6 separate regions of the Mus musculus genome follow, and all the other regions are linked to region 1. Evidence: chromatin loops called from intact Hi-C (ENCODE). Cell type or tissue: left cerebral cortex. All regions are shown on one strand.

Evidence for each region. Peaks named below come from ENCODE experiments on the same cell type or tissue, not always from the same donor. Only the 100,000 strongest peaks of a DNase experiment are listed, where the experiment ranks them.
Region 2: a loop joins it to region 1, with 2.1 times the contacts of the local background. A loop is called at or near these places in 2 of 42 quality-filtered maps.
Region 3: a loop joins it to region 1, with 4 times the contacts of the local background. A loop is called at or near these places in 13 of 42 quality-filtered maps.
Region 4: it touches region 1 in a loop (6-fold over the local background); 12 of 42 quality-filtered maps call a loop at or near these places.
Region 5: it touches region 1 in a loop (7-fold over the local background); 2 of 42 quality-filtered maps call a loop at or near these places.
Region 6: a loop joins it to region 1, with 6 times the contacts of the local background. A loop is called at or near these places in 10 of 42 quality-filtered maps.

What each region holds. Positions count from the first base shown.
Region 1 is chr19:8,659,865-8,664,864 of GRCm38, forward strand. Chrm1 (cholinergic receptor, muscarinic 1, CNS) reads left to right here and starts at 4,141. Exons shown (of 3, transcript NM_001112697.1): 1 at 4,141-4,593. It overlaps 9830166K06Rik (RIKEN cDNA 9830166K06 gene), which reads right to left and starts at 3,471. Exons shown (of 3, transcript NR_045314.1): 1 at 2,877-3,471; 2 at 1-448. In left cerebral cortex, a CTCF peak has its summit at 2,671 (motif pointing right); DNase peaks (open chromatin) are centred at 2,215, 2,582, 3,680, 4,203 and 1 more place; H3K4me3 peaks cover 2,995 bases; H3K27ac peaks cover 3,573 bases.
Region 2 is chr19:8,710,379-8,715,378 of GRCm38, forward strand. Slc3a2 (solute carrier family 3 (activators of dibasic and neutral amino acid transport), member 2) reads right to left here and starts at 3,519. Exons shown (of 9, transcript NM_008577.4): 1 at 2,964-3,519; 2 at 2,352-2,525; 3 at 1,456-1,550. The coding sequence starts at 3,369. In left cerebral cortex, CTCF peaks have their summits at 3,022 and 4,393 (motif pointing right); DNase peaks (open chromatin) are centred at 2,644, 3,034 and 3,496; H3K4me3 peaks cover 3,003 bases; H3K27ac peaks cover 2,399 bases.
Region 3 is chr19:8,584,693-8,589,692 of GRCm38, forward strand. It overlaps the pseudogene Gm6425. Among named protein-coding and RNA genes, the nearest start is that of Slc22a8, 6.0 kb to the right of the region's middle. In left cerebral cortex, a CTCF peak has its summit at 2,837 (motif pointing right); DNase peaks (open chromatin) are centred at 1,426 and 1,857; H3K27ac peaks cover 927 bases.
Region 4 is chr19:8,575,616-8,580,615 of GRCm38, forward strand. No RefSeq gene overlaps it. Among named protein-coding and RNA genes, the nearest start is that of Slc22a8, 15 kb to the right of the region's middle. In left cerebral cortex, a CTCF peak has its summit at 2,741; DNase peaks (open chromatin) are centred at 3,033 and 3,560; H3K4me3 peaks cover 749 bases; H3K27ac peaks cover 2,564 bases.
Region 5 is chr19:8,720,363-8,725,362 of GRCm38, forward strand. Snhg1 (small nucleolar RNA host gene 1) reads left to right here and starts at 3,125. Exons shown (of 10, transcript NR_002896.3): 1 at 3,125-3,144; 2 at 3,779-3,827; 3 at 4,041-4,121; 4 at 4,310-4,359; 5 at 4,652-4,684; 6 at 4,860-4,894. It overlaps LOC115489078 (a small nucleolar RNA gene), which reads left to right and starts at 3,631; the gene lies at 3,631-3,702. LOC115489084 (a small nucleolar RNA gene) reads left to right here and starts at 3,889; the gene lies at 3,889-3,963. It overlaps LOC115489083 (a small nucleolar RNA gene), which reads left to right and starts at 4,170; the gene lies at 4,170-4,239. It also overlaps LOC115489082, LOC115489081, LOC115489086 and a transcript of Slc3a2 not described here. In left cerebral cortex, CTCF peaks have their summits at 2,669 and 2,877; DNase peaks (open chromatin) are centred at 2,987 and 3,383; H3K4me3 peaks cover 3,443 bases; H3K27ac peaks cover 1,744 bases.
Region 6 is chr19:8,564,456-8,569,455 of GRCm38, forward strand. No RefSeq gene overlaps it. Among named protein-coding and RNA genes, the nearest start is that of Slc22a8, 26 kb to the right of the region's middle. In left cerebral cortex, CTCF peaks have their summits at 1,078 (motif pointing left) and 2,867 (motif pointing right); DNase peaks (open chromatin) are centred at 185, 965, 1,724, 2,494 and 2 more places; H3K4me3 peaks cover 100 bases; H3K27ac peaks cover 2,095 bases.

The sequences.
Region 1 (5,000 bases):
TAACCTGAGCTCCGTCTCTGGCCCCCACGAATTGTTCTCTGACCTGCACACAGGTGCCCTGGCTCTAGTGTGCCAGAACCTGGGACGGCACATAACAGACAAGAAGCCAGCTCCTCTCGCCTTCTGGGTGGAAGTCATATACCATTCCTGATGCACCTCCACCAAGACAGTATTACTGTTTTCCTTCTGGGGAGGGTTAAAAAAAAAAAATAGGTTGGTGAACTCTGGAACTGTAAGCCAAATAAACCCTTTCTTTCCCAACTTGCTTTTTGATCATGTGGCCGAGTGAAGATTCATCAATTTCCAAACCGATGTCGGAAGTTTCACCGCCTCTTCCCTGAATCTGGATGAGGCTTCTAAGATGCATCCAACTCCTAGGCAGCCACAAGTGGTTCCTGAGCTCTGAGTCCTGTCCTCATAGGCAGGAATAGGGGTTATTTAGAGCCACCTTGTAAGAAAGAACACAATTTTGAGGTTCAGTTCTCAGTGCGCAAATCCTGGACCAGACCCTACATGCTCTGCTGGACCCAGGTTCCTGAAAGTTCTGAGCTGTGAGGCATGAGATAGACAGACACTGCTTCCAAGTCACACCTGCTAAGAGGAACGGGACTCAATTGGCTGGGAAGGTGGAAAATTGGTTGAGTAGACTGTCTACATTCGATCATCTTAAGAACCAGACTGTAAAATCTCAATTTCTGGACCCATAATTTTGTTGTGGCTGAGTTTACCCAGGCCTAGCAGGTCTGCAGCCCCAACCTGGATTGTAGCTTTTCCTTTCAAATCTAGAAAACAGTCTGTTGGAGTGTAGGGGAAGGTCTGGGAAGGTTAAAACTAAAGACTTTGGGCAAAGGAAGAAATGAAAAGACATGCTGTCGGGTAGTCTATATGCCCTCAGAAGTGGTGACATCTCTGGCCTGCTGCCTTCCCTCCTCAAGGGCCCTCAGGACCACCTGCACATCACAGGCCAGGTAAAACTGAAAGAACTGGCCTCCCTTCCCAAGGCCTCCATCATCCTTTAGTGCGAAGGAAGCGGCACCCTGAAGGTTTAGTGGGGTTTTAAATCCTTTCCTGGACTGAAACCGAGGATAAGGATGTAAGTAAAAATGGGTACAACGCTCTACATGAACACGCCCCACCCCATGGAGGTCAAGGACGCGAGGTGCTTACTCCCAACCTGACACACCTGAATTGAATCCCCAGGACCTACACGGTGAAAGGAGAGAACCGGCTCCTGCAAGTTATCCTCTGACCTCCACCTGAGCGCTATGGCACGGGTGTTGCACGCACATGAGCCCATACCATACATCATAAATAGAATTTTAACTTTGTAAGGAAAATACTAGCCCTTCCTTCCTGCAAACTTGCAGCCTGCGAGCGGCCAACCCTGCTGGGCTTCCCAGGCCCAGGATTGTTCAGGCACACTGAACCCTCCACAAAGCCCGAGGCACGTTTTTTTGGTTTTGTTTTTTGTTTGTTTGTTTGTTTGTTTGTTTTTTGTTGTTGTTTTGCTTTGTTTTTGTTAATCTATTCAATCTGTAAAATGGGAGTAAGAAAAGGCCTACCACACAAAACATTGAGCGACAGGTTAATTAAAGTAAAGCGCTTAGGAAAGCCCGGCGGAAGCAAGCACTCAGTACCTACTATAAGTAACAATAATGGCTTTCTCTTTCAGACGCTGAAAGTGCTGGTTGATGTAACTGTCCCACCAAGGGAGGAGGCACTTCTACTCCCACGAAACTGATTAAACAGACCTAGAGACAAGCTCTGACTTGTCAGGCAGTTCGAATGAACCAACCTACGGTTGGATTCGAACCCAGGACAACTTCGCTCTTTTTCTTTTTTCTTTCTTTCTTTCTTTCTTTTTTTCCTTTCTTTCTTTCTTTCTTTTCCTACTTAGAAGCATTTATGATTGGGCCGAGTCATCCAATGCTGATCAAAAATAGCAACCAGCAGGAGCGCAGACCCCGAGTCCTGTGTAGACCCGCCCCCACCTGAACAGAGGGGAAAAATGCTGAAGAGGGTCTGGGCAGCAGAGAGGGGGGTCACGTGGGGGCCGGGCCGGACCCCCACGTGCGCCGCCTGCAGCCGCTTAGCGAAGCCCTTTGTCGGGAGCAGCCGCGTTCGTGCCGCACTCGGCGGCTTAAAATAAAGACAATGTTCCCAGCCTCCCTGCGGCTAAATCCGGCGCGAGTGCGGGGGTGGCGAGCGAGCCGGGCGGGAGCTCTTCTCCCCGCGCTGCCTCCCTTCTTCCCTCGTGCCTCAGTTTCCCCAACTGGTATGAGGAGACCTAGCCAAGCTAGGCGGGAATGCAAAAAGCGTGATACAACAGGAGGTACGGGGCTATAGACCCCTTCTTCTGTAGCTGCACAGACTCCAGAACGCTGCACGGACCAAAGATGAGGACACTCAGGAGGAGGCAGAGGAAAGCTGGACACCCTCCCCTCCCGCCCACAAAATAAGTGTTTTTATTTCTAAAGGGACATGTGCAGAGGCGGTGGGAGAAAAGGGAGAGCAAGAAGAATGGGGGAAGGGGGCAAAGAGGAAGCTTGATTCAGACTCGGAAATGGATGTGGAGGCCTAACTCCCCCACTCTAAACCACGTGTACACGCACAAGTACACGCACCCCCACGGCTCTCCCAACATGCAGCCCGCAACCTAAGGATGGCCCAGTAGGGGGCAGCCTGCCACAGAGACTGCTTGTTTTCTGACCTAACCCTAAGGGTCTAATGCCACCGAAGGTGGGAGGAGGAGCTGTTCAGATCCTCTGACCCCGACACCCCCTCCGCCCCAAACTGTAGTATATGACCAAACACAGAGAGAAGGCGCACTGGGTACCCCTTGGCAGCCTCAAGAGTACAGATGCCCCCACACGTACCTGCCACCTGTGTCCCGTATCTGCTGGCCCAAGCCCCAGAGTCGTCGTCAATTTCTTCCTTTTCTGGTTCCTTTGGCAACTGAGCTCCAGTCTCAACATTGGTAGGAAAATGAAGAGAGAAGGAAGAATGGGTGTGCCCCGGACTCCAAAACCCTGAGCTTAGAGCTCACCTGGAACCTACCTTTAGCTTTCTCTCCTCCATAAAGGCAATCTTGATTTCGGTCCTTCCCACCTCCCTCCCAGGGCTTCATCACAGCCCATGGGGCAAAACACACAGGAGCTTTTAGTGTTTCCAATTCTCCTCGGTGGTCAGCTCTCCAGGAAGTCTCTATTGGGGCATTGCTGGACCCAGGTCCCTATGACAAAGCCCCCAGGGGTTGTCTCTATCTCCAAGGAGACTCTACACAGAAATCCAAACCAGCCTGGGGGGGAGGGGGGATGAGGGTCAAACCGTAGGCTGAGAGGAGGAGTGGCTCGTACTTCCCAGGTACACACCTGTGAACCTAAAGTGGGAGTCAGGGGAGACAGTTTGACAAGCAGGGAGGAGAGCAGTCTGTCTGCCTGTCTGTCTGTCTACCAAGGGGAAGCTGGAGGTGGAGCAGTCAGGGAGGTAGATGCTACCTCACTTGTCAAAATTAGCCAATTCCACAGTTGGGCAACACTCAGACATACACTGAGCACAGACACACGCTCCCACATGCGTTCTGGCTCCAGATTGGCAGGGTCACACCTGGATTTACGTAGGCTGCATAATGACATGAGCACACATGTCATACTACACATGCCGGACCCTGAACAGCATATGGAACAAACACAGTTTCTCCAGTGCTCCACAAACCAGATACACATATACCCTCACACCAGACCTTTCCATACACCAGAGTGCACTGCCCAGCATGCGGGCATGTCACTCCGTCCCAGGGTGGGTGAGCCAGCCCTCTGGGTCTGGTCCAAGTTGGAACCTCTCACGTGAGGCCCAATGTGTCATTTTCAAACAGAAGGAATTTAGCTCCCTCACAGCAGGGAGGAAGAGCAGGGTGTGTGGCTGGGTGGGTGGGTGGGTGGGCGCGTGGGCATGTTCATGGGGGGAGGGTATGCAAAGGAAGCAGGCATGTGAATAATGGGGCATGTGTGTCGGGGCATGTGTGTTGGGACATGGTGCACAGGAGTTGGGGGCTTTCCGGTTGGGTGGGGGAAGGTGCCCGGGAAACAGAGTGTGCCTTTGTGAGAGGGTGTGTGTGTGTGTGTGTGTGTGTGTGTGTGTGTGTGTGTGTGTGCCGCCAGTCTGTGTGCAGTGGGTGTGGGTGTTTGTCTCCCTGTATCCGCCTTCTCTCTCCTCTTGGACTTTTAGCTTTCCTGGGCTCTCTTTCCTCATGTCCTGCCTCCTCCCTCTCGAGGCTCAAAGTGGGTGCCCTTGTGGACAAGGGGGGCACACTCCAGGACTTAGTCCAACCCCAGATGCTGCCTGAGGCTTCCCTCCTGCTCCCCCTCCCTTTCTTTCCTCCCTTTCCTCCCTCCCTCTCTTTCCCTTCCTCCCTCCCCCCCAAGGCTGGCGTGCCAGGGGGTGGGACATGCCAATCACTGGCTGTGCCTCTCCGGCTGCCAGCACAGGGCGCAGCTCCCCCCGGGAGCCAGGTGTTTGGGTCCCAGGAGACACTGCAGGCCCCCGGAGAAGCACTGAAGCTGAGGACCCTACAGACCCCTCTCCGGTCCCATGGTGAGTACATTTGGAAGGGCTTGGGAGGGGCTGTGTTGAGCTGGGTGCAGAAGCATCAGGGTCCTCTGAGACAGGGCAGGGACAAGGATGAGACAGGAATGGGGGTGGATTCTTGAAAGGGGAGGTGGCCAGGGAGGGGTCTAGAGGCCAAGAGGGCTCTCTAGCAGTGGGCATTGGCTGCTACAAACACCCTGTCTGCTGCTTCTCAGTGGATTTATCTGATGTTTTTCTGTGCTTTAGCTGGCAGAAGAGGTAAAGACCTTCTTAGGAAACTCAACCTAGACTTCAGAAGAGATTAGATGGCTGTGTGGTTAGCAGATCCCCCAGCACACTAAAGGCAGAAGGGGAAGGGCAGGAGGCAGCCCTGGCTACCAGCACCTAGTTGAAGAGTGACCCCATGTACATAC
Region 2 (5,000 bases), 51 kb after region 1:
TTCTCACTTGCTCTCCCATCTTCACCTGAGGCTACCACCTGAAAGACATATCAGTAACTTTTCTTTCTGACTTCAGACCAGTCTCCAACTCACTGCATAACTGAGGCTGTGCTTAACTTCTCATCCTCCTGCCTCCCGCCAACTCTCAAGTGTAGGCTACAGGCTTTCTCTACTACTTTGAACTCTCTTATCAGTAACTTTTAACAAACTTCCTATTAAGTATAGGATCCCAGCACATGGGAGTTTAGGATTACCCTCAGCAATGGAGATCTAGAACACAAATCTCGCAGCAACTAGCAAGAGCCAAACTGGGTGATTATAGGAGTCTCCCCCACATACTTAAGAATCCAAAAGTGTCAGCACCTGCCTTTCCTTTGTTATGTCCACCCTGGACCTGCCAGTGTCCTAAAACGTAGGCATCAGAAGCTGGGATGACATTAGAAGCTTTACCCTAGCCTGGTGAGTACCAAGTTTAAGCCACTACCTCAAGGTAAAGGCAGACCAGAGAAGACTCCTTGAGACTTCCGGTTTGGAATACATGAAGTGACTGCATCTCAGTTTCTTCAGTAACAGATTGTCAGTAACAGACAATATTTTGTGGGTTTACTAAACAAATTAGAAAACAGCTATAAAATACTTGGGACAGGAGGCTAGAGAGAGAGCTCAGTGGTAATAGCTTCCGCAGAGTCAAGAGCTTGCCCCTTTTGCAGAGGAGCCAGGTTCAGTTCCCAGCACCTACGTAGCAGCAGCTCACAACTATCTGTAACTTCAGCTCCAGGGGATCCAATATCCTTTCTTGACTGTCCAATACCCTTTCTATTTTCTGTCTTGCCTCTGGAGACTCCTATAATCACCCAATTTGGCTCTTGCTAGTTGCTGGGAGATTTGTGTTCTAGATCTCCATTGCTGAGGATAACCTTAAACTCCCAAGTGCTGGGGTACCAAACATGCACATAGTGCACAAACACTCATGCATAAAAACAAATCTTAAAAAGCATTCATAGTGGAGTTAACTCTTTAAAAAATAATAAAATATGGGGGAAGATAAAATACCAGATACACAGTAAGACTCTAGTACTTATAATTTCAGACTGGGCTCAGTTCCAAATACATCAAACAAAAACTGGGAAACCAGTCAGGTCAGGGTTCCCACAGAGAAAGAAAAGACTTCCTATCACAAAAAGAAAAATTAAACTTCCAGTTCCAGACTGACATCTGAGAAATTCCCTTCCTGGCACAGCCTCACTTCTAGAGTAAAGGAAACACATACACACACACACACACACACAAAGCAGTCAGAACAGAAACAAGAAGAACACCGTGCACCTGGGCCTATCCCTCCGGCTATGGGAAGAGGTATTCCTGCTTGGGAGAACCACACAGTGCACAGGAGGCTTGCTGTGAATAAATCCACACAGCACCAACATCTGTATGCTGTCGGCCATAAAACCTCACCTTCATTTTGGTGGCTACAATGTCAGCCTGAGCAGGGAGGAACCACGCATTCTGGCCCTGGTAGTTGGGAGTGAGGTCCAAAATGATGTGAATGCCTAGAAAAATAACGAGTTGAGAGAACTCCTTTGGGGAAGAAGAGGAAACAAGGAACTTGAACACAGGTTACTAGGTGAACCTACATACGGTTTGCACAGAATCTGAAGGAAACCCACAAAAGCCCTCAGGTGGTTTTATACTAGAGCAGTTCCTCCTCCGCCCACACACACACACACACACAAGTTTCCATACTGAGGTTTTGGTTTCTTTCTTATTTTCCCCTCCCATGAAGTCAGGGTTCTGTGTATGTGGGCGGGCTGCCTGAGGATAAATAAGCCCCTACATCTCCTTCCCAAGTGTGGGGTTATAGGCACATGCTGCTTGTGTTGTGCTGAGGAATCAAACTCAGGTCTTCATGGATCCTAGACAAGCACTCTTACAAACTGAGCTACGTTGTCAGCCCTCTATAGTGAACTCTAAAGCAGCATTTGAATCTCTTCTATATATAGGATCTACTTTATACATTTAAAAGCCATTTATTTTATCGAGCCATGGTGACACACTTAAGTCTAGCACTCGGGACCAGGGGAGCTCTGTAAACTCTCATCCGGCCTGGTCATGGTAGTCAGGTACAGGCCAACCAATTACATGGTGAGACCCTACCTGAGAACCAAAACCAAAATAAATACATAAAAATTACGCTCACGCATGAAGCACATTTTTTAGTGTAAATCATAACATATTCCCCCTTGTGCCTGACACAAAAAAACTGAGCCAGTTAGGAGAAAAATCAGACAAAAACTCTATCCTGTTTCTGGGCCAGAATGCCAAACCCTTTCTAGTTCCTTAGAAAGACCTACTCTTTTTCTTGGCACTTTGTAGAAGGTCTTTAAAATCTTCCTGGGAGCCCAAAGTGGGATTAATCTGTTTCAGGTCGGTTTCATTGATTTCATCCTTCTGGTTCTTGTGAATTGGGCCTAACACCAGGCCCTTCACCTTCAGGGTGCTCAAGTACTCCAGATGGCTCTTCAGACCTAGGAGGAGAGGGTTGGGTTAACCAATAGGGCATGAAAAGCCTCCAGCCTCCACATTCTCTCCACCACTTCCCGACTCCCTCTGACGCGGGTTGGATCATGAGACAAAGTAGCTGACGCAAGGAGTCTCACACATTACTTCAGAAACTGGTTTGAACTGGCTCAGGGCCGCGTGGTTGGGGGAGGGGAGAGGAGAAAGATGATGTGCTGAGTCAGGCACCCTTAGGAAGAAGTAGGGGTCCGGCTAGCGTTTTTTTTTTTTTTTTTTTAAAGAAAGGGGGGGGGATTTTTGCCAGGGAGTCGTCCCAAAAAAAATAGGTTGCAGTAAAGAATCACCAGCGTTCTAGAGAAGACGAGGAGGAAGGAAAAAAGCAGCAGAATGCCCGATTAAACGAGGGATTCATGGGGGCAAGGGATGAGGGTGCACACCCTACTCACCAGCTATGCCTCCCGCATCCCGGCCTACAAAGGCCTGAAGGTCGCCGATGCGGTAGAGGGCGCCCTTGTGCCACCACCTCTGTACAGGCAGCTCACGGCAGCGCGGCGCCCGAACGATGATAACCACGGCGCCCGCCAGCATGCCCAGCCAACCGAGCCAGAAGAGCAGCAGCAGCGCCCAGCGGGTGCGCACCCAGCCAGGGCTGCCCGCTACCTTCAGTAGCTCCTCCTTGGATAAGCCGGTGAACTTGACCCCGGCCTCCGTCTCGTCCTCCGCCACCTTGATCTTCACCAGACCGTTCTTCTCCCCGGCCGCCGCCCCGTCCGCTGCATTCATGGGCTGCTTCTCCGGTTCTAGCTCGTTCAGCTCCACATCTTTCATGTCCACTTCGGTGTCCTGGCTCATGGTGCCTGCAGAAACGGTGACACGACACGGCCTGTAGTCAGTGAGGCAGCTCTAATCCTGCCTGGATCCCCGTTCAGAGAGGCGTCCCGTGGCCGTGAGGCTAGCAGAGCTTCCTAACTGCTTCTGCCGCTGGGCGGGTGTGGCGGCGGGGAAGTGACCCAGGACTCCGCCCCGGTCCGCCTCTTAAAGAGATGCAGAGAAGTCTTTTCGCACCTCCAGCCTCGCTGAATACTCCCGTCTATCCCTAACGCTTATTCCTGCAAGAGTCTGGGAAGGGGAGCTTGTGGTCAGAAACCCTTAGAATAACAAACGTGAATTTGTCTTGACCAGGTTTCAAAGCCCCTCCTCCGACCTTCCGGCCCCTTACCCTGCGAGGCCTCTTTTCTCTCCACAAGATGACACCAGTCTCCATCCACATCGTGATCCCTTCGCCCCAAGCACGGCTCAGGCTGATCTCCCCAACTTCACACAGACCTTGGCACTACATCTCACTTCTGCTTTACGTACATCTTCTCATACTCCGGACTTAGCTGAGTTCCTGGATTCTCCTCGGGGCTTACACGTACTCACCTTTCAAGACTCCTTGAATTTAATTCCTCAGGCAGCAACTATTTACTGGGCACCCACTCCAATCCTTTGCTTCATCAACTGCATAGGATCAACTCTAATCCGTTCTTCTTGATTTTAAAATTCAACTGCAGAATTGAAGTGGTCACTACCCTTATTATCTTACCCTAGTTACTAGCAAGAATGTTGGATTACTGGGAATCAGGCATCCAGAAGAGATTAATGGGGCTGTAATAAACATTCCGAAGGTATTGAGGCACCTACCCTTTTAATATACAAGCTGTTCTAACTCTTTTTTTCTTTTTTTTTTAACTATTTACTATTTTTTAACTATTTACTCACTTATTATATGTGACTACACTGTAGCTGTCTTCAGATGCACCAGAAGAACTATTTACTCACTTATTATATGTGACTACACTGTAGCTGTCTTCAGATGTACCAGAAGAGGGCGTCAGAACTCGTTACAGATGGTTGTGAGCCACCATGTGGTTCCTGGGAATTGAACTCGGGACCTTTGAAAGAGCAGTGAGTGCTCTTAACTGCTGAGCCATCTCTCCAGCCCCTGTTCTAACTCTTAACCACCTTGCAATAACTCTCAAACCCTCTAGTGTGCCGGGCTACATCAGTTGACTATGCTAGGCCCTGGAACCAGCTTAGTTCCCTCACACTTTGAAAGTTTCTCAAATTCCCCCGGCAGAGGTCCTTGGCAAGAGGAAGGGTAAATGGGGCAGACTGGGTTAGCAGCAGGGACAAGTGAAAAGTGAACATCAACTCTAGGAGGTGCCAACAATTTCAGGAACTTTGTGTTCCAATTAGGTTATTTTCAGAGAGAATCGGAAGGAAACAACAGGTCCTTTCTCCCTCTCCCCACGTAGGCCGGCAGCCAAGATTGCTATGTATTTGGAAGAAAGCAGAAGCCAAGGCCAGAACAGTAGAGAGGAAGGGATATGAAAAGTCTCATCACCTGCCACTGTCCTTTTGAATTCCCAAAGTCCTCCCCGGCCTCACTAGAGAAAAGTCTATACACCAGCTCCTAGGAAGAGGGAAGAGGCTAAGGGTCA
Region 3 (5,000 bases), 75 kb before region 1:
CTCAGAGGGCCCATGTCAATAAACCCAGCCTGATTCAGTTTTATGTTCTTACCTCCATTATCCCACACCCTTAAAATCCATTCCCACACATATTCTCCAGACTTCTGCTTGAATGAATTAGCAAACTCATTAAGCTCCTTAGAAGTGTACTTCACCTCTTCATGGACTACACTTTCTATTTCCCCTCTAGGAGCCTGCTTAACCTTAATTTTGATTATAGGTCTAAAGGTGACTATAGGTGGGCCCTGAGGGGCATCCATAATTGCCTTGCCTGACTTTTTTTTTTTTTTTTTCAGAGAAAGTTGGGGCTAGTTTAGCAAACAATGAAGGATTAATTGCCTCAGTTAAAGATAGAAAAGGCAATATTTCAGGGACTGGAGGTAGGAGCACATCTTCTGCTGACGGTGGAGAGACTCCTTCCTCAGGTGAGAGGAATCCTTGAGAATCTGATGTTCAAAGTTCTCAGCTTCAATAGGGTCCTCCTACACATCTCTACCCCAAGTTGCAGGATTTCATTCTGTACCAATTAATGTCCTTACTTTTACTGCCAACACCATCTGAAGCTGGGATTTGAATTTTCACTGTAATTCAGCCAACCTTAAAATGAAGGCTTCAGTTTGATTTTCTGTACCTTGAGCTCTGTGACCGCTGAAGAGAAGATTCTCCTCCAGAGCACACTTGGAAGCTCGTAAACTGCTTATGTGCATCAGGTGCTGTCAGTCCTATCACTGAGTTCCTTGTCCCTCGCTGTATTCTGAGATGCTAAAGTTGGTTAATCTTATCATGAAGCTCATTCTTTTCCTCTGTCAGTTTATCCAGAGATGTTAGGAGCAACCAATCAGCACCATATTTTTCATTTATTTTTTTTTTACAAACTGTCAAAAGTGATAGATATATAGAGAGTAACCAAACCTGTTGTCTCTCACAATTAATGGATCAGGATAATCAAATGGATTTGTTTCCTTAGTTTTGTAAAATAGTTCACCCCATGAGCTTTCAGCACTCTTCAAGCTTCAAGAAGAGGCTTCAGTAACTGGAGGTATTGGCAAATTGTAAAGCCTATCCCAGATCCTTTAAAAAGTTACACTTATACTTCTTGTTGCTCTAGAATCACTTCTGGTACCAAAATCTATAGTAGTCAGGGTTCTCTAGAGAAACAGAACTCATAGAAAGAGTTTATATAGAGAGATTCAGTGTGGAGTGTGTGTGTGTGTGTGTGTGTGTGTGTGTGTGTGTGTGTGTGTGATATTTATAAGAATGGCTTACAGGCTGTGGTTCAGCTAGTCCAACAATGACTGTCTACCAACAAAAGATTAAGGAATCCAGTAGTTGTTCTGTGTGTGAAGTTGGATGTCACAGCCAGTCTTCAGTATGCACTGGAATCCCAAAGAAGTTGGCTCTAATGCCAGTGAAGGCGTGGGCTTCCCATCAAGAACAAGCAGGCAAAGAGAGCAAGCTTTCTTCTTCCTTGTCCTTTATATAGGCTGCCAAAAGAAGATGCGAACCAAACTAAAGGTGAATCTTCCCACCTCAGAAGATCCAATCAAAAGTGGATCTTCCCAGTTCAAATTATTTAATTAAGAAAAAAGATCCCTCACAGATGTACCCAGCTGGTTGGGTTTTAATTCACTCCAGATGTAGTCAAATTGACAACAAAAATGGCCTTTACAGCCAGCAAGAAGGAGGCTCAAGAACAAGGCTAAGGCAGTACACAGTCCTACCTTTCTCTCCAAGGAGTGACTCCATGGAGCCTGTGGCCCCCATGAGTGGTAGAAACAGAGAAGGCAATGGAATTCCAGAAGGTAGGAGGAAGGGTCGCCTACACAATTGGAAATTTTTCACACAAAAAAAATTCCGGATTTCTAGCTATTTTTAAAATATCTGAGGATCTGGCAACTCAAAGCCTGCATATCCCCATGGCAACAGCAGCTGGTATGGAGCAGCAGCTATCCCCTTTAAACTGGACGTGTGCTTTACAGTGCTTCAGGGACATAAACACACATGCAAGCACACACACTTTCTACAGCTCTTCACAGACACATGCCCCCCCCCCCAGTTCTTTATGGACACCTCCCCTTCTCTCTCTCTCTCTCTCTCTCTCTCTCTCTCTCTCTCTCTCACACACACACACACACACACAGACAGAGAGAGAGAGTCACAAACACACAGTCACAGAGAGAGAGAGAGAGAGAGAGAGAGAGAGTCTGACAGTTACAAATACACACACAAACATACACACAGACACACACACGCGCACACACAGTCTGACCTCGCCAATTCGTTCATATACCCTCAATCCCTCAGCCCCTCAGTCCCTCAGCCCTTCAGCACTGAAGTCTGCCATCCCTAGCATAAGGCCTTTGATGAGCAGGAAACTGTGCTGGGGCAACTAAGGCCATGGCACTTGGCTCATCACCTTGAAGCTAAGCGCTCAGGCCTGGGATCCCCCCCACTTGAGTTCTTTTTGTAGTAGTGATTATTTTTGTTATGGGTTGCTGGTAGTTTTTCAGTGTTATTTGTTGTTTGTGATTCTTTGAAGAGGATTCTTTTGGGTGGGGGATTTGGGAGGCTTGCTGTTTTAGTTTGGTTGGTTTGTCATTTTTTCAGACAGAGTCTTACTATGCAGGCCAGGCTAGCCTCATCCTCCTGGGTGCTAGGATTAAGGTCTGCAGCACTGACACCAGGTCCTTTCCCTCAACTCCTCAGAGTGCTTGCCCCGTGTCCTCACTCCCTCCAAATCCATAAAAGCCAGTGCTGGGCTCAGCCTCCTGAACAGCCTCCATCTTCAAGGAAGAAGTGCAGTTTGTGATGGAAACCAGAAGGGGGTGACTTCCCCTGCCACTCCTTTGGAGCTGCCCATCAAGAGCCATTCCTAGCCTCACTCAGCCACCAGGCTCCTGTTATAATAACATGATCTCTATGAATGTATGTCCAGGAAGGGTCCTGTAAACCTGTGCTGTGACAGCTGAGGTGACAGCTGAGGCCCAGGCTGCTTGACTACATGGTGGACTCAGGAAGGAATTGGCTGGGCCAGAATCTATTTATTCCAGTTGACTAAGAAGACCTCACAGGCTCCAGTCTCTGCCTGGTAAGGCAACACTCTTGCCTACTAAGAACATTTTCTTCTCTCATTCTATGTAAGGCTCAGCTCTCCTGGAACCTGTTTCCTCAGGCCTGACCCTCAAACTAAGTTCCATGTGTTTGGTTCTGTGGGTTTATATACTTTACATAAGACCCCAACTATAGCCCCATCTTGCAGGTAAGAAAATTGAGGTTTAACTAGATGATTATCACTACCCAAGTCCGGCTAGCAAATGGCCAGCCCTGTGAAAGTCTCCTTACCTGGGCTGTCTCATCCCCAGGAAGACAACTGTAGGATGGGTCTGTGGAGGGGAGAGGAGTTGGGTTTTATTGTTTGTTTGGTTTGGTTGGTTTTTTTTTTTTTTTTTTTTTTTGCTTTGGATATTTTTTTCTTCAATTTTTTATTATCAGGAGTGACTGAAATAAAAAAATATAATTGAGTCCCATCATTATTGTCATTATAGAAATGGCTTTAGGAGAAAACTGGTCAGATAAATATTATTGCTTCCCACTTTTCAACTGGTAAGTAGTTGCCATTGATAAAACAGACAAGCCCAGAGAATCTGTCCAGAATGTTCAAGATAAGGTATACTATACAACATGCCTGTTCTCAGGGAGAACACCTAGGACATATTATGTGTACTTCTTGATCTCATCGTACAAGACAAGCACAAAGGCATGCCTCTGAGAACGTTGTACCATGCGCCCTTGAAGAAAGCCTTGCTTCCTTCATCTCGAGCGATCTTCCGCTAGCAGTCAAGTGTGCCTGTGTACATGATATCAGTTCCTTTGTGTCCAAACTGCATCATCATACAACGGTATTCTTGTAGTGTCATAGATACCAAAGTAGGCAGCTTGGTAGATGATAATGCCCTGTACTGACACATTAAAGCTTGGTTCATCAGGCCCTTAATCCCATCGGATTTGTAGATCTTAACCAGGCAGTCACCAAGGCCTTTGAATTCCCTTTCAGCTCCAGCTTTACCCACATCAACTGCTAGACCGGTACAGGCAAAATCAAGAGGGTACACAAAGCACAAGGATGTAGCCCCAGTGGCACCACCTGATGCCAGGTTCCCTGCAAAGTAGCACCAAAACTGGGTCCTCTTGTCCACACCACCCAGAAAGATCTGCTTGTATTTATCTTTGAAGGCAAAGTTGAGAGCCTGGGTGGGGAAGTATCTGATGACATTGGCCAGGTTCCCACACCAGAAGGACAGTCTCCCTGTTCCTTGGGGATATGAACCACGCAGTCTATAATGTTCTTGTATTGCTTATCTGCTGTGATTTGCTTGCTGGCATGATGCACCTGCTGCAGCAGCTTGACCCTCTCGATGATGGGTGCTACCGCTGTCTTGGAGATGGCCGAGGCCACTCCACAAGCCAAGAAGTCCTTAATGAAGGACACAGTGGCATCTGTCATGTTGAAAGCAAAAAAAAAAAAAGAGAGAGAGAGAGAGAGAGGTAGGCGAGTTCGGGACAGGACTGGGTTGACAACCAGCTTTGACTCCCGGACTCTCGAGGAGTTGGGTTTTAAGGACAGAGAACATCCTTTTACCCAAGTCCAGCAAGAAGATACCCCACACACAAACTACTTTTGTTTTTGGAGCTGCTCCAGGATAAGGGCTGAATTTGAGGTTCTCAAATTAGTTAGTGTTCAATCCCAGGGCTGAGAGGCACCTTCTCAGTCACTATAGAAATGCAGCTCCTGGACCTTGAGAGGTTAGCCTAACCATCCTCACCTATGAACATTCTAAGCGGCCATGCAGGGGATGCACAGGCTAAGTCCCTGCCTTAAACCTCTGAGTGGATGTGGAACAGGTAGGCGGCAGCTACGGGGAGCCAGTCTGCCCATAAAATAAACGTAAGAGGCGAGAGACTCAGATGCTGAACTAAGTAAACCTGGGTACCACTGAGCC
Region 4 (5,000 bases), 84 kb before region 1:
TCATACACTGTTGGTAGGGTGTAAATTGATGCCACCACTGTGTCAATCAGTCTGGGTATTTCTCAAAAGACTAAAAAGACAGTCACCATATGACCCAGCTGCACCACTCCTAAACAATACCCAAAGAAGTCTACATTCTACTACAGAGATACTCACATGCCCATGTTAATTGTTGTTCTAGTCACGATAACGGAAACAGCCTAGATGGTCACCACCTGAGGAGCGGATAGTGACATGCATTACATAAACACAGTGAGGATATTACCCATCTATAAAGGAAAATGAATCGTGAAAACTATAGGTAAATGAATGATACTGAAAAAAACAAAAACAAACAAATGAACAAACAAACAAAAAAACAGTATACTGAGTAAAGTGAGCCAGGCCCAGAAAAAAGTCACTATTCTCTCTCATATTTTCATTATTTACTGTGTGTACTTAATCTGCAGCACATATGGAAGCCAGGAAACTACAGACAGGCCACTGGGGAGAAGTACATTAAGGGGGTGGAGGAAGGTAGAAAAAGGAATGTAGAAAGGGTTACTAATGGGAGCAGAAAGTTTCAAGCATAGAGTAGGAAATGAGAAGATGGTCAAAGCTTAGCCAAAATGAAGGATGCTTGAAAACACTGTGGAAGCCTATGGTTTTCCAACCAAAGAAACAAAATTCGTTAGCAGAGATAGCAGAACACAGGCCACTTGAAAGGAGACAAGAGGAATGCTTGAGGTTAAAAGTTTAGGTGGCACTAGGGCTACTGGGGAGAGAACAGGGTAAGAGTGGGGTACGGAAATCCACTAGTTTGTAAGCTAGTTTTTTAAAACATAATAAATGTTTTTTAAAAAGAATTTGAATAGAAGTAACCAGCGTAGGTGGAGAACATTGTTCACAAAGGCATGAGTTATTAAATGAAAATCGCAGTACCAGGCACAGATATCTCCCTGTGAGTTGCTAAGTCAGTAAGGCCGCAGAGATGCCAAAACAACACAGGCTATTGCCACTGCTCTCAGCATTCCAATAGAACTAGATGGTGGTTCAGAAACAGGGGTGGAGTCTCTATTGCTGCAGACACTGCTCATGTTTATGAGAAACATAAACAAAAATGTATTATCTTTTCTATCAAAGGGTTAAATAAGATAAAACTCCACTTTAAAAACATTGTAAAGAAGCCACTCAGAAAATTTCAAATTCCTCTGGGTCAGCACTTCTTGAAATCAAAATATATGCTCAAGTTTCCTTTCTCCCTAGGACGTGTGCTGTTCTGTATGCTAGAATGTTAGCTCCAGTTCAGACCACTCACAGTAAGGCAAGGAACCCCTTACATTAAGAATAAAAACCCAGAAGGACACAAGCATGCAAACACATGTAAACATACACACACACATAAACACACACACACACAATGGGTGCATGTGCTTGCTCAAGTGTGGCTAGGCCATTAGTCAAATGTTCAAAGACCTGGGTTTGGATCCTCAGGACCCATGGATTCTAAAATCAGGGTGCAAGTGTCATATATCTCTAAACCCAGCATCAGGGAGCAGGAGATGGAGACTAGAAGATTGATTCCTGGAGCTCACTAGCCAGTCAGTCTAGCTGCTTCAAGAGAGACCCTATCTCAAGGTGGAGAACCCAAGGAAGATACACAACACTGACCTCTGATCTGTATACATACGTCCACATCCATGAACATGCAAGCACAGACATAAAACTGCCCATGCTTGGAAATGGCAAACCTTATCCTAATTTTATTCTAAATGGTTTCTATATGTATTGATTTTAATAACATTTTAATTTATTCTTTGAAGTTTTTATACATTTATACAATACATACCGGAACCACTCTAAAATTCCTCCTAGTGTCCCCCACCCTGTCTCTCTCCCAACTTCATGTCTTTTTTAACTGTAATTAATAACCTCAAGTCCAATCAGTGCTGCTCATATGATCTTGGTGGGGGAGCTCCACGGGCATGAGCAACCTTCCAGAAGAAAGAAAAATGACTCTCTGTCCCTCCACAGCCATCAACTGACAACTGCTCCTCTACTGGGGCCCCTCCCTTCCATGCTGGAATTTTGGTTGGCTTGATTTTGTGCAGGTAACCACAGCTGCTAAGATCTCCAGGGATCTGCTATCTGGAGCAGATCCTGTAAAATCAACACCCTGATTTTACAAATCCCAGAGTGCTGGCGATCGAAATCCAAGTCCTCAAGTACTTTACTGAGCCATCTCCTGGCCCCATTTTGTTTTCCGAGACAGCATCTTATGTACCCTCCTGCATCTGTTTCCAGAGTGCTGGGATTGCAGGCACGCACAGACACCATGCATGTTTGTGAGTACATGTCCATGGTATTGAGCAACGTTCACCTCTACCCATCTCTAGACTGTCATGGAAAACAGAATGCTGAACTTATTAAGCAAAGTCCCCTTCCAAACCCTCTCATCATGAGAAACCCTCTATTCTAATTCCTGTATTTATTTTACTTTTCCCTTTCTAGTGCTTCTTATAAGCAAAATTAGTTATCTGACTTTTGTATCTTGTTTCACCAAGAAAAATGTGTGGAGGTCTCATTAATGTTATAGTATGTGACAGCATTCCAATCCTTTTTAATTCTTATACATAATTCAGTTGTATACATATATCACAATATTTCCCCCCATTCATCTGGTGTTGATGGAGGGCGTGATTTTGCCAAAATGTCTGATTCCAATCCTAGGCTAAAGCCAATGCAGTGACTCCCTGAAGCCACCAGAGGACGCATAGGGACCGTGAGGCCGGCGCTCTAGCAAAAGCTGTTTGTGGAAGAAAAACCAGAAGAAGCCTGGTTTTGTACATATAAAGTAAGGACCGACTCTGGCACTCACGTGAAAGGGAGGCTGGCCGGGTCTGGACGTGGGCCAGAGAGGTAACCGATCTTTCAAATCTGTTCATTGGATTCAATAGGAGGAAAAAGGCATGGAGATCTACGCGGGAGAAGCTATCCATGTAATCCTGGCCCAACATCACACCCCACCCCCAAAATGGAAAGATTCCACCGACCACCCACAGCTTTCCTGCAAGCTGTCCTCCAGTGTGAGCCGCCCCCAGCGGGAGCTCGGAGAGGAGGATGGGCGAGAAAATCCAGCAAGGACTGAGCTTGGTTCCTGTCTTTTCCCAGCAACCATGCTGTGTTCAACCTGTGGCTTGAATGTTTCACAGGGAAGGAAACTGAAGCACCACGCTGTTACTATAGTGTCCAGAGCAAATGCAAGAGGCAAGGTCTGAATGCCACCCGGACTCACGCGGCTCACGAGGACTTCTCCAAGCCCACTGTCTGGGTTTCTCTGTAATGCGCGTCTGGGGCTCCGTTCCACACTTCATCACAGAATGGTATGTGGCCCTAGAGACTGGTCCACAGGACCTCTTATGATGCTCTGGCTTAGTTTTTTGATAGCCACTTCACATTGGCCAGAATTTTCCCCAGTGTAAACCTCTCCATTTTTCTCACATGTACTGGTACCGAGACAGCTCTCCCCCACTGCAGCCCTGTGCAGCTGGGTCTTTGGATCTGAGTGCAGGAACTGACATTTATCCCTGTCAGATTCATCTTGTTCACTGACAAACATTTGTTCAGTGCCTACGCAGTACCAGGTGCTGGTACTGAAATGAGAGACAAGTCTCCTGCCCTTAAGAAGCTCCCACTGACATCAATCCTGTTAATAGCCACCAGTTACTAAGAACTTATTCTGCACCAGTCACACAAGGCTAGTATCATAACCATGAGTTGTCTCATGACCCCTCACAACACTGCAGTGGAGGTGGCATTGTCTGAATTTTACAGATGGGGAAGCCAAAATTCTGAAAGCTTATGCATGCTGGGGAGACAGCTAACTTGGTAAGATGCCTTCTGCGCAAGCATGAGGACCTGGCTTCAGGTCTCCAGCACCCACATAAAAAGCTAAGCTCAACTTCTGAGGAAGCAGCCAGGTGGATTCCTGAAACGCATTGGCCAGCTGGCCTAGGTGAATCAGTGAGAGACCTTGACAGAAAGAAAGAGAGGGGTGGGGGGAGAGGGAGAGGAGGAAGAAAGATAGGGGCTGGAGAGATGGTCTATCAGTTAAGAGCACTTTCTCTTCCAGAGGACCCAGGTTCAAGTCCCAGTATCCATGTGGCAGCTCACAATTATCCATAATAACACTGTGGTTTATAGATACGCATAAGGGCAAAATGTTCATATACATAACTAGATTTTAACTGTTGTTCAAATAAAGGTGAAGAGCGGTTGAGGAAAGATACCTGTGCGGATCAGTAATTTTGTCAACTTGACACAGTAGGAGAGAATCTCAACTGAGAAAAACACCCCTATAAGACTGGTCTATAGCCAGGTCTGTTGGGCATTTTCTTGGTTAATAGTTGATATGGGAAATCCTACCAAACTAGGGTTGGTGTCACCGATGGGCAAGTTGTCCTGGGTTATATAGAAAAGCAGGCTAAGCAAGCCATGGGAAGTAAGCCAGGAAGCAGCATCCTCCATCCTTCAGCTCTTGCCTCCAGGTGTCCTGCCTCGGGTTCCTGTCCTTGACTTCTCTTAAATGATGGACTACAGCCGTAAGGAGCAATAAACCTTTTCCTCCCCAAGTTGCTTTTAGTCATGCTGGTTATCACAGCAATAGAAAGCAAACTAAAACAACACACGCACACACACACACACACACACACACACACACACACACACACACACACACGACAGGCAGGCAGTAGGGGCAGCTCAGTGGCTGAGCACTTGCCTGACATTTGTGAGACCCCAGCTCAATTATCATCTCTGAAAAAGAAAAACGTTAACTGACTTGTGGGAAGTGACATTGCTACAAAGTAGCAGTGCCCAACACTCCCATTGCTTTGGATTCTGATTCTCTCCTCCCACTTAAACTCCCTCTATCCCAGCTTTGGCTTCTCACTAAACTCAGATAAAGTTTACTTATCTGAAATTCATCAACAATATTGTAGAAACGGGGCTGAGCTCAGAGC
Region 5 (5,000 bases), 60 kb after region 1:
TGGTGCCCTTGGAGACCAGAAGAAGGTGTCAGATTCCCTGGAACTGAAGTTACAGATAGTTGTTAGCTGCCATGTGGGTGCTGTGAATTGAACATTCAAGCTACAATTTAGAAGAATGGACTAGAAGGGAACAAACTGGCGAGTGACAGTTCAACAAAAGCCGTAGGGGTAAGATTGGGACTGTGTCTCAGCTAGTGGCGGGCTGGCTAGAACAGAGAAAGTCCTGGGTTTGAACCTCGCTGCCTCGTAAAACCTGGTATCGTGGCACACACCTGCAGTCTCAGTCCTCAAAGTAGAGGCACGAGGATCCGAAGTTCAAAGCCAGCTCATCCTCGGCTAGATATCGAGTTCCAGGCCAACCCAGGCTACCTAAGAACATGACTCAAAAACAAAACCATGGGCTGTGTGAAGTCTCATCGGGTAAAAATACTTGCTCCACAACCCTGAGGGCCTGAGTTCAACCCCTGGGACCCAAACTGTAAGGACAGAACTGACTCCTCTAAGTTGACCTGTGACTTCCAGATATGCTAAAGCATGCACACTCCCCCATCCACAACATACAGCCACACACACACACACACACACACACACACGAATAAATAAGAAAAAAAGCAATGAGTTAAGGTGTAATTTTTAAAAGTTGAAACACAGCTCAATATAAACACAAGATGAAACACATGATTTTATTCAACTTATTAATTAAAGAACAAATAACTCAAAAGAGAATTCTAGGAAATGAAAATAGTATTTCAGTCAAGAATGCTTATATGAGCCAAGTGTGGTGGCATGCCTTTAATCCCAGCACTAGGGAGGCAGACAGAGTTGCCTTATTTATTGGTTCCCTTCTCCCAGATCCTGTTGGATATATAGACAGACATACATACATACATACATACATACATACATTCTCACACACACACACACACACACACACACACACACACACACACACACGTGTGTATGTGCATATCACTCTTCTCATCTGGAAAATGGAATGATTCTGTTTTGGTTTGCTTTTGTTTTCTTTTCCTTTTAATTTTTATTTATGTGTATGTTTGTGTATTCACAAATATATGCCACATGTGTACAGGTGCCCAAAAAGGCCAGAAGAGTTAGATTGCCTGGAGCTGGGGTTCAGGTGGCTATAAGCCACATAACATGGGTACTAAGAACTAAACTTAGGTCCTCTACAAGAACACCATTTGATCTGAACTGCTGAATCATCACTTCAACCCCAGTTGTAAACACTACAGAATCCACGCTAAAAAAAAAGCTGGGCTGTGATGTTGCACACCTTTAATCCCAGCACTCAAGAGGTAGAGGCAGGTGGATCTCTGTGAGTTTGAGGCCAGACTAGTCTATAAAGTAAGTTCTAGGACAGCTAGGACTACACAGGAAAATCCTGTCTCAAAAAACAAAGACAAAGCTGGGCGTGGTGGCGTATGCCTTTAATCCCAGAACTCGGGAGACAGAGGCAGGCGGATTTCTGAGTTCGAGGCCAGCCTGATCTACAAAGTGAGTTCCAGGACAGCCAGGGCTATACAGAGAAACCCTGTCTCGAAAAGCCAAAAAAAAAAAGACAAAAATTAAAATACTTTTTTTTTCTTTTTTGAGACAGGGTTTCAACTATGTAGCCCTGGCTGACAAGAACTCATTATGTGGTACATGCTGAGCCGCTGAGCTCCTCAAACTCCTCCTGAGCCTGCATCCCTAGGGCGGGACTAAAGGCATGAATCAACATGCCCAGCATTATTTTTTCTTAATTAAACTTTAGATGTGTATGTACCACGTGTGTGTCAGGTGCCCATGGAGGCCAGAAGTGGGTACTGGATCCCTTGGAACTGGAACTGCAGATGGCTACTAGCTGGGAATTGAACCAGGGTCTTCTGCAAGTGCTGATTTTGAAATCAGGCTGCCTGGATTTATACCTTGGATCTGATACTGTTTATCTGGGTAACAGTCAGCAAATGACTTAACCTCTCTGGGACCCGAGCTTCTCACCCATAACTGTACCTTACCACCTTCCAACTTGGATTATTAAGTGAGGTCATGCAGAAGAGCAATTAGTATGAGAGTAATGATAATTGTTCGAAAGGCAAGCTTCTGCATATAGATGTTTGCTATATGCATATGACTATAATGCTACTGCACACTCTCAATAACCAGTCTATAGCTGCGACTTAGAAAACTGGTAAATTCTAATGATTGTTCCCCCCAGAGCTCTTTATATCTAAGACCACCCATGCATAAAATGAGGGTTATCCCTAACTTTTAGGAGTGTGGAATATTAACTCATATTGGGTGCTTTAAACGGTAAGCCCAGTTGTGTGGAGAATTGTCAGCCTCAGTAGTATAGCACTTATCTACACATGCACATAGCAGCAGCTTTAATCTATAGCACTGCTAAAAACAAAACATGCAACATGCTCCATAAATGACATCTAAATGCTGGCCCTACTTCATTCAATCCGGGCCAAGAACATGGCGAAAATAGACCAGGAAGCAAAACACAAAAATCGGTCTCCAGAATGACGTAGGGCTTCTAGTCCCGACTGGGTTTCCCTAAAAGGCTTCATGCAAGGAAGCGAAAATCCAACCGAGCTCAGCCCAGGGCCCAGTACCTGAGTCGCCCGCTGCGCTGACAACCTGGACATCAAGCCCCGTCTGCGCGCTGGGCGGCTGGCGGGGAACCGAGACACCGTCGGTGGAGTGTTCAGTAGGTTCAGGATCCATAGAGATGGATCAACACGCGGCTTAGCGTGAGTGAGGGTGAGAAATCGCCTCAACGTATGGATATTGGTAGTTGTGACCCAGACAGTCGAGCTGTATGGGTCGCGAACCAAAATCTCCAGCGATGACGTTTTACCCGCAGTGAGTAAGAACCGCCTAGCCGCAGCGCCAAAGGCGTAGCGTCGCACTCCCCTAAAGCGCCTGCGCCTCTTTTTCGCGCTGCAAAATCAGAGGCGGAGCTCTCCGCACGCCCCTTTGGGCGGATTCCTCTACCCACAATTCCTCCGGCTCGCACACCGCTTACCTTAGCGCCTGCGTGAGTCCTAGTCCCACCTCCAAATCCCGTGGGCCTTTGCGAGATGCTATTTATAGGCCACACGTTGTTCTTGTCGGCCTCATTTTTCCTTGTTCGGGGTAAGTACTCTACGTCTTTATGTGCTGTAGTTTTCACTTTGTTTTTTTCTTGTCTTTCTCTTTTTTTTTTTTTTTTTGGTTTTTCGAGACAGGGTTTCTCTGTATAGTCCTGGCTGTCCTGCTGAAACTCACTTTATAGACCAGGGTGGCCTCGAACTAAAATCCGCCTGCCTCTGCCACCCGAGTGCTGCGATTAAAGTCGTGCGCCACCACGCCTGGCTCTTGTCTTTCTCTTAATCAGCTTTCCTATAACTGCGGCTGGCTTTTATCACAAACACCTATCTGTCACTGTTGTGAACCGCCGCCTGTATTTTCTTACGTAATGTTTATTTCTGGTGATTTAAAAGACCCTCGTGGGCAGCGTTAATAAATGTGGACTTTGGTAATCTGTTCCGTAGTCTTAGCGGGGAGACCATGTTAGGGCATTCAAGACCTAAAGATGACAGGATTTTGTGAAGGACAAAATGGTGGCGGCAGTGCAAGGCCACCCCCTATGATGAGGACCTTTTCACAGACCTGTACTGATATATCTGTGAGGATAAGTAACTCTGAGGAGGCTGGCCCTACATCACAGCCTTCTCATCCTTTAGAGATTTCTTGGTGTAGAAGTAACCCGATGCTAACTTCTCTACAGGTTTGAGGTGCCACCTTACAAAAGGATGGGTGTACGCTCTCTTTTCAGAGTAAGTAGTGTTAATGGTTTTACCAGATTTTTTTGGTTGTTGAGTATAAGTTGTGTGTGTGCTACGGGGATGATATGAAAACTGAACTCTCTCTTTCTGATGGTTTAGTGGAGAAAACAAAAATTCTCTGAGTAGCACAATCTGTGGCAGGTATTTGGATTGTTTGGCATAAAGTCTTTTATTGAAGTTTGGGGTTTTTTTTTTCTGTTCTAGATGTGGTTCATCTCAAAGCCCTTTACACTTTGGAGCCAGGCCTGTTCAATTTTACAAATAACACGTTTTGCTTGTAGTCAGGTAGGTATTGATGGTTGGTGCTTCCTTAGGGAACATATTTAGATGGCCACTTAATGATGAACAATGTAAATGACAAGCATATGGCTGAGTTGCAATGATGTCATCTTACTACTGAAATGGGCTGAAGAAAGAAGGTGCTGAGGTGGCTGTGATTACATTTAAAAATGACATTGTTTCTCTGTTTCCAGGGTGCTGTGACAACATGAAGAGTTCGAGCTACCTCCCAGGATGAGTGCAGGTAATTGTCCAAGTAGAGCTTAGGGTTTCCCTAGGGAAAATAGTCAAGACAGACATTGAAGCAGCACAACACTTTTTTGCTGCTTACTATTTGTATTTCTAGAGGACACATTATGTTAAGGCCTTTGTTCTCTTAAAAACTCAACTGTCAGATGATTTGAAATGATGACACTGAACACTCCGTGAAGGTGTGAATTTATAGCATGTTAGAGTTCTGATGGCAGTTAGTGCTGACAGACAGATTGTAATTCTGTCCTGATGGTTGAAAATAACTACTTGTTACTCTTCCACAGGTTTTCCTGGTGACAAATCTCAGGCATTCAAAGGTTAGTTAGATTATTTTGGATGGGGTTTGTTCACTAGGTTTGCTGTTTCTATGATGAATCAAACTAGCTCACTATGACTGCTAATGAAAACACAGGAACACCTGAGAAACCAAAGGGTAGTGTGGGGGCAAGGGCCTTATATCCAGCCTTTTCAAGGTTTGTTATTTTTCTCCAGGTTCTGTTAGCAGTGCCATACTTGTGGGTTTACAGGTGAGTGATTCCAGTGTGTGGTGTGGTGTATGTGCATAGCATTGGACTGGGGTGGGGGGACCTAACTGAGAACGTACTTTGTGTATATATGATGACTTTCATAGAA
Region 6 (5,000 bases), 95 kb before region 1:
ATATATTTTCTTCCAGTGATGAAGAGGACATTATCTCCATTACGATCTGTGGCAAAGTGGCACTGCTTTGATCCTACAGTATTGGACAGATGTTCCTGAGAGAACTGGCTTTTTCCACTCAAAAATGGTACACACTGCAAGTGATTGTTGAATGAAAATGGGCGCAGTAAGGAAACCAAAATAGCTGTTCCGTGGGTGAAAAAAGGAAAAAGTTTATTCCAAACTGCCAAAGCTGCCTCCTGGGAAAGCAAGGAAAAGTGACAGGGAAAGATGTTCAGGGTTAAATGGGACCAAGGAGAAAGTAGGCTTGTGAGCTGGGACTGAGGGAGCCAGACTGACCTTGACAAGTTAAGTGATAACACAGTCATGTGTTTGTGGAAGGGCCACAAGCTCCTTTGCCAGAGATAAGGAGAATGACTCCCTTTTTAGCAAGCAGGAAATTTCTTCAAGCCCCTGACAGAATGGGGGCTTTCGTCTAAATGCCCAACCTGGGAAAAGGACCTTCTTGGGGGATGAGACAATTGTATCTCTACCCTTGTTTGTCATCTTTATGTCCTTGTCCTAGAGGTAAAGACAAGTTCCATGGTCTGTCTATAATGAAGCCTACAGTGAAAACTCAGTGGTGAATCCTGACACTTGGGGTCTGTACAATCCCTGATCTGACCTAAGCTGTGATATCCATTTGTGCCAATGGATAGACAAAACAGTACAATTACATTGCTTGAGAGGCTGTCCCTTTACAGTCAGCACTTATGTATATTAGACAAATATACCAAATTATTCATAAAGAAAATGTCTTATTTTTTCAATTTCAGGTAGCATTGCATGATGGAGGAGACTTGGAGAAGAATAAGAGGGACAGGATGAAATATGTAAGGGGAAGAATGTTAACTTAAAAGCCGAGATGGGGCTGGAATGATGACTCAGCAGGTAAGAACACAGGCTGCTTTTCCAGAGAATCTGGGTTTAAATTTTCACCCACATGATGGCTCACTACTATCTGTAACTCTAGTCGCAGGGGATCCAACACCCTCTTCTGGCTTCTCTGGGCACTAGGCATGCACATACAGGCAGACAAAACACCCCATGCACACAAAATAAATAACTTTTAATTTTCAAAAAAGCCAAGTGTAAAAGCATTCCAAGAATTCACAATCACAAATGAAAATTTAATACAAAGTATGCAAAATGTGTGTTAAAACACACGCAAAAAAAGTAAAGGATTGACTTTAGTCGATTTTGAAGCTTTATGTTTATTTAGGGGAGTGTTTGCTTGTTTGTTTGTTTGTTTTTGAGACATGAGATCTCACTATGTAGCTTTGGCTGTCCTGGAACTCACTATGTAGCCCAGGCTGGCCTCAGACTCTTGGAGCTCCAGCTGCCTCTGCCTCCTGAGTGCTAGAGGTAAAAGTGAGTGCCAGCATGACTGACCCTTTTAGTTCATTTTAAAGAAATATCTATTTGAGCTTTTGCTCCATTTGTTAAGGACATGTCAGTCTGTGAGTATATACATGCATTTGTTTCTGTGTATGGGTATAGAGAGAACACGTGCTTCACACCCTGGAGAGTATATGAAGAATGGAAAACACAGAGCCCCAGCAGTAAGCTGGCCTTGGTGGTCTCATAAAGCCACCAAGAAGAAGGGGCAGACATCAGCAATGTTTTCCAAGTGAGTGACTCATCAGCCCTATGTAACAAGGAGACAGCTGACCACCCAGACTTCTTCCTCCGTCTCCTAGCAGATGAAGCCTCCAGATGGCCCTGCTAAATATAATGAGATGATAATCAGGCAAGCAAAGACGTCTAATAATGCAACAGACAAATTCAGCATAAGCCTACTGATAGGACATCAGCCAGAGACAACGCTAAGATAATGTCACCAGGGCAGGCATTGAGCCACAAGCTCCAAACACTGATGTCACCAATTAAGCTTAATTACAAACAAAGGATATAAGGATAATGGCCAGAGGCTTGAGTCTGGACTTGAAGCCTTCGCCTTCATTTAAAAAAAAAACAAACAAACAAACAAACAAATCAGTCCATTTATAAGTCAGACTATTTAACCCTAGCTGCTTTGATGATCTGTGGGGGAGGGGGGAGAACCACCTGCCAGCTAAGTCCCAAAATCCAGTTTTTGTTCTTCTATAACGGATTTCTGGCCACAGAGGTGGGGGCTGCAGTTCTCAGCCTGTCTTGCAGAAAAGTGTGGCCTAAGGCTCTTCAGCAGCATTGTTTTCTGGACAGTGAGGTGTGAGTGTATGTATTCTGTGCAGTCTCCCCTCCTCTTCTCCTTTTGAGCCCCAGTGAAAACTTCTTAACCCAGTACATCAATTCAGTTTGTTCTTCTGTCATCTCTAGGATACTGCCTTCATCATTGTGGTCCAAAATGACTCACCCTTCAGCCTACACTCCACTGTTCTGAAAGAGAAGAGCAAATGCTCAGATTCCCAAACTTTTCTTTTAAGATGATTTTCTTTTTATTTTTAATCACTTGTATGTGTGGGGAGTGGGTGTGCCTGTGAGTGCGGTGCCTGCAGAAGCCAGAGAGGGACACCAGGTCCCCTAGAACTGGAGTTACAGGAATTGTGAGCTTCCTGATGTGGGTGCTAAAAACTGAACTTGGGTTCTCTGCAAAAGCAACAAGCCCTCTAACAGCTGAGCCACGTCTCCAGCCCCTAAACACTTTTATTTGCTTGGTTGTGTATGTGCACACATGACACATGCATACATATCTCAGAGCACATGTGGCGGTCAGAGGACCACGTGCAGGGCTCAAGAGATGGAACTCAACCCAGATTCCAAACTCTGAACACTGTTTTTGCTCATTATGTGACATCATCTTCTAGACAGAAAGTCATGTGTGAAGAGGGCCACCAGGGGTCAGCATGAGACAAGAACAATAGGAAGAGGCGAAATCTCAGTCTTTCCTCCTGGCAACATTTCCTTGGTGGGAAAAAAAAAAAAAAACCTGAAAGTCAATAAGAACAGAGTACTGAACAACCGAGTTTCCTTGTCTAAGTGTTGGCATACATCATTACATGTATTGTAAACATGGTTGTTGGTTGTAACAGTTTCACAAAGGCTAAGGGAAGTTCCAATTTGCTGTAAATAAGGCTGGCCCTGAACTCTTGCTACTCCTCGAGCACCTGCAAGAGCTGGAATCACAGGAGTCAGCCAGGTCATGTGGAGCTCAGATCAAACCCAAAGCCTCATGCACGGTACCCGCCCACGGCGCTACCTGCCCAGCCCTAGATTGCAAACCACCTGACTACCCACAGAGCACCGGCCAGGGATCTAGCTGACATTGAGATCCAGGCAAAGTCTTCGCCCTCAAAAAAGAATCGTTATAATCTAATGGGGGAGGGGGGAGGAGAGTGCAGGGAATGGCAGACAGTAACAAATAAATATATCAAAACACAGAGTAGAGCAAAGCTGAAGGGAGACAAATAAAAACAAAGTAAAACAGTGTGTGTGTGTGTGAGAGAGAGAGAGAGAGTGCCATAAGGAAGCCAGTATTCAGTACTAACTTCTGAAATAAAGATATATATCAGAACATGAAGGCTGGGTGATAAACAGGAGCCAGGTGGGATCCATTTCCAGTGCCAAGGAAAGTAATTGTGTTGTGTTTTGTTTTGCCGTGCAACAATGTCCTCTTACTATATACAGGGCAGTGACAATTGTTGTCTTAGTCTCTCCATACAGGCCAAAAATAATGCTCTGCTTAACATATTGGAACTTAAAACTGATTACTGCCTAATGAAGATTTAAAAATTATCATAAAACAAGTTTAGCCAGGGGCTGGGTCATCCTCAGGCCTCCAAGAACACAGACCTAAATGTGACCAGCTGGCCCCCAGTCTCCATTCACTGCCTGAGGTAAATGCTCAGATCAGTGGAACCTTCTGGACTCAAACCCATGGAATGTCCAACAAGATTTCCAGAAAAAGTCATTGCTACATCTTTCCGGGGTGTTACAGAAATGTGCTGGCACATACGTTAATAATTTAATAATACTAATTAATTTAATATTAAATTTAATATAACATTTAATAATTTAATAATAAGCACAGCTGTCATGGAGTTCATACCATGGTCATTCTCAATAATTTTAAAACATCTCACTGCCAGACAGTAGTGGCACATGCCTTTAGTCTCAGCACTTGAGAGGCAGAGGCAGACGGATCTCTATAAGTTCAAGGCCAGCCTGGTCTAGAAAGCAACTTCCAAGACAGCCAAGCCTACACAGGAGAGAGAGAGGCAGAAGTGGGCAGATCTCTATGTGTGTGAGGCCAACCTAATCCTCATAGCAGGTTTCAGGTGAGCCAGACCCTGTGTCAAAAAAAAACAAAACAAAACAAAACAAAACAAACAAACAAAAAAACAAAAAAAAATTTTTGTGTGTGCCAGGCAGTGGTGACCCACACCTTTAATCCCAGCACTTGGGAGGCAGAGGCAGGCAGATTTCTGAGTTCGAGGCCAGCCTGGTCTACAAAGTGAGTTCCAGGACAGCCAGGACTACACAGAGAAAAACCACCCTGTCTTGAAAAACCAAACAAAAAAAAAAAAAAGAAAAGAAAAGAAAAGAAAAAAAACAAAAAAAAATATTTTTGTGTGTCTATAATCCCCAAGGACTGGAGAGGCCGGGTAAAAGGATCACCAGTTTAAGAACAGCATGAGTTACGTAGTGAAAGTTAAAATACGGAGAGAGGAAAAAAGAAAGGGGAGGGAAGGGGAGAAAGAGGGAGAAGGAGAGGGAGATAGGGAAAGGGAGAGAGGGGAGAAGGAGAGAGGAGGAGGGGAAAAGAGGGGAGAGGGAGAGGGAGAGGGAGAGGGAGGAGAAACACGCGAAACAAGAATAGGAAGAAAAAAAAAAAAAAAATACTGATTCTCCCTGCAATATCCAGAAGAACCAACACCCCTCACATACCCAACCTAACCACAGCCCTTCATCTGAAAGGAAGGGTCCTTAGCAGTATCGGTAATACTGTAACAGACATTCAG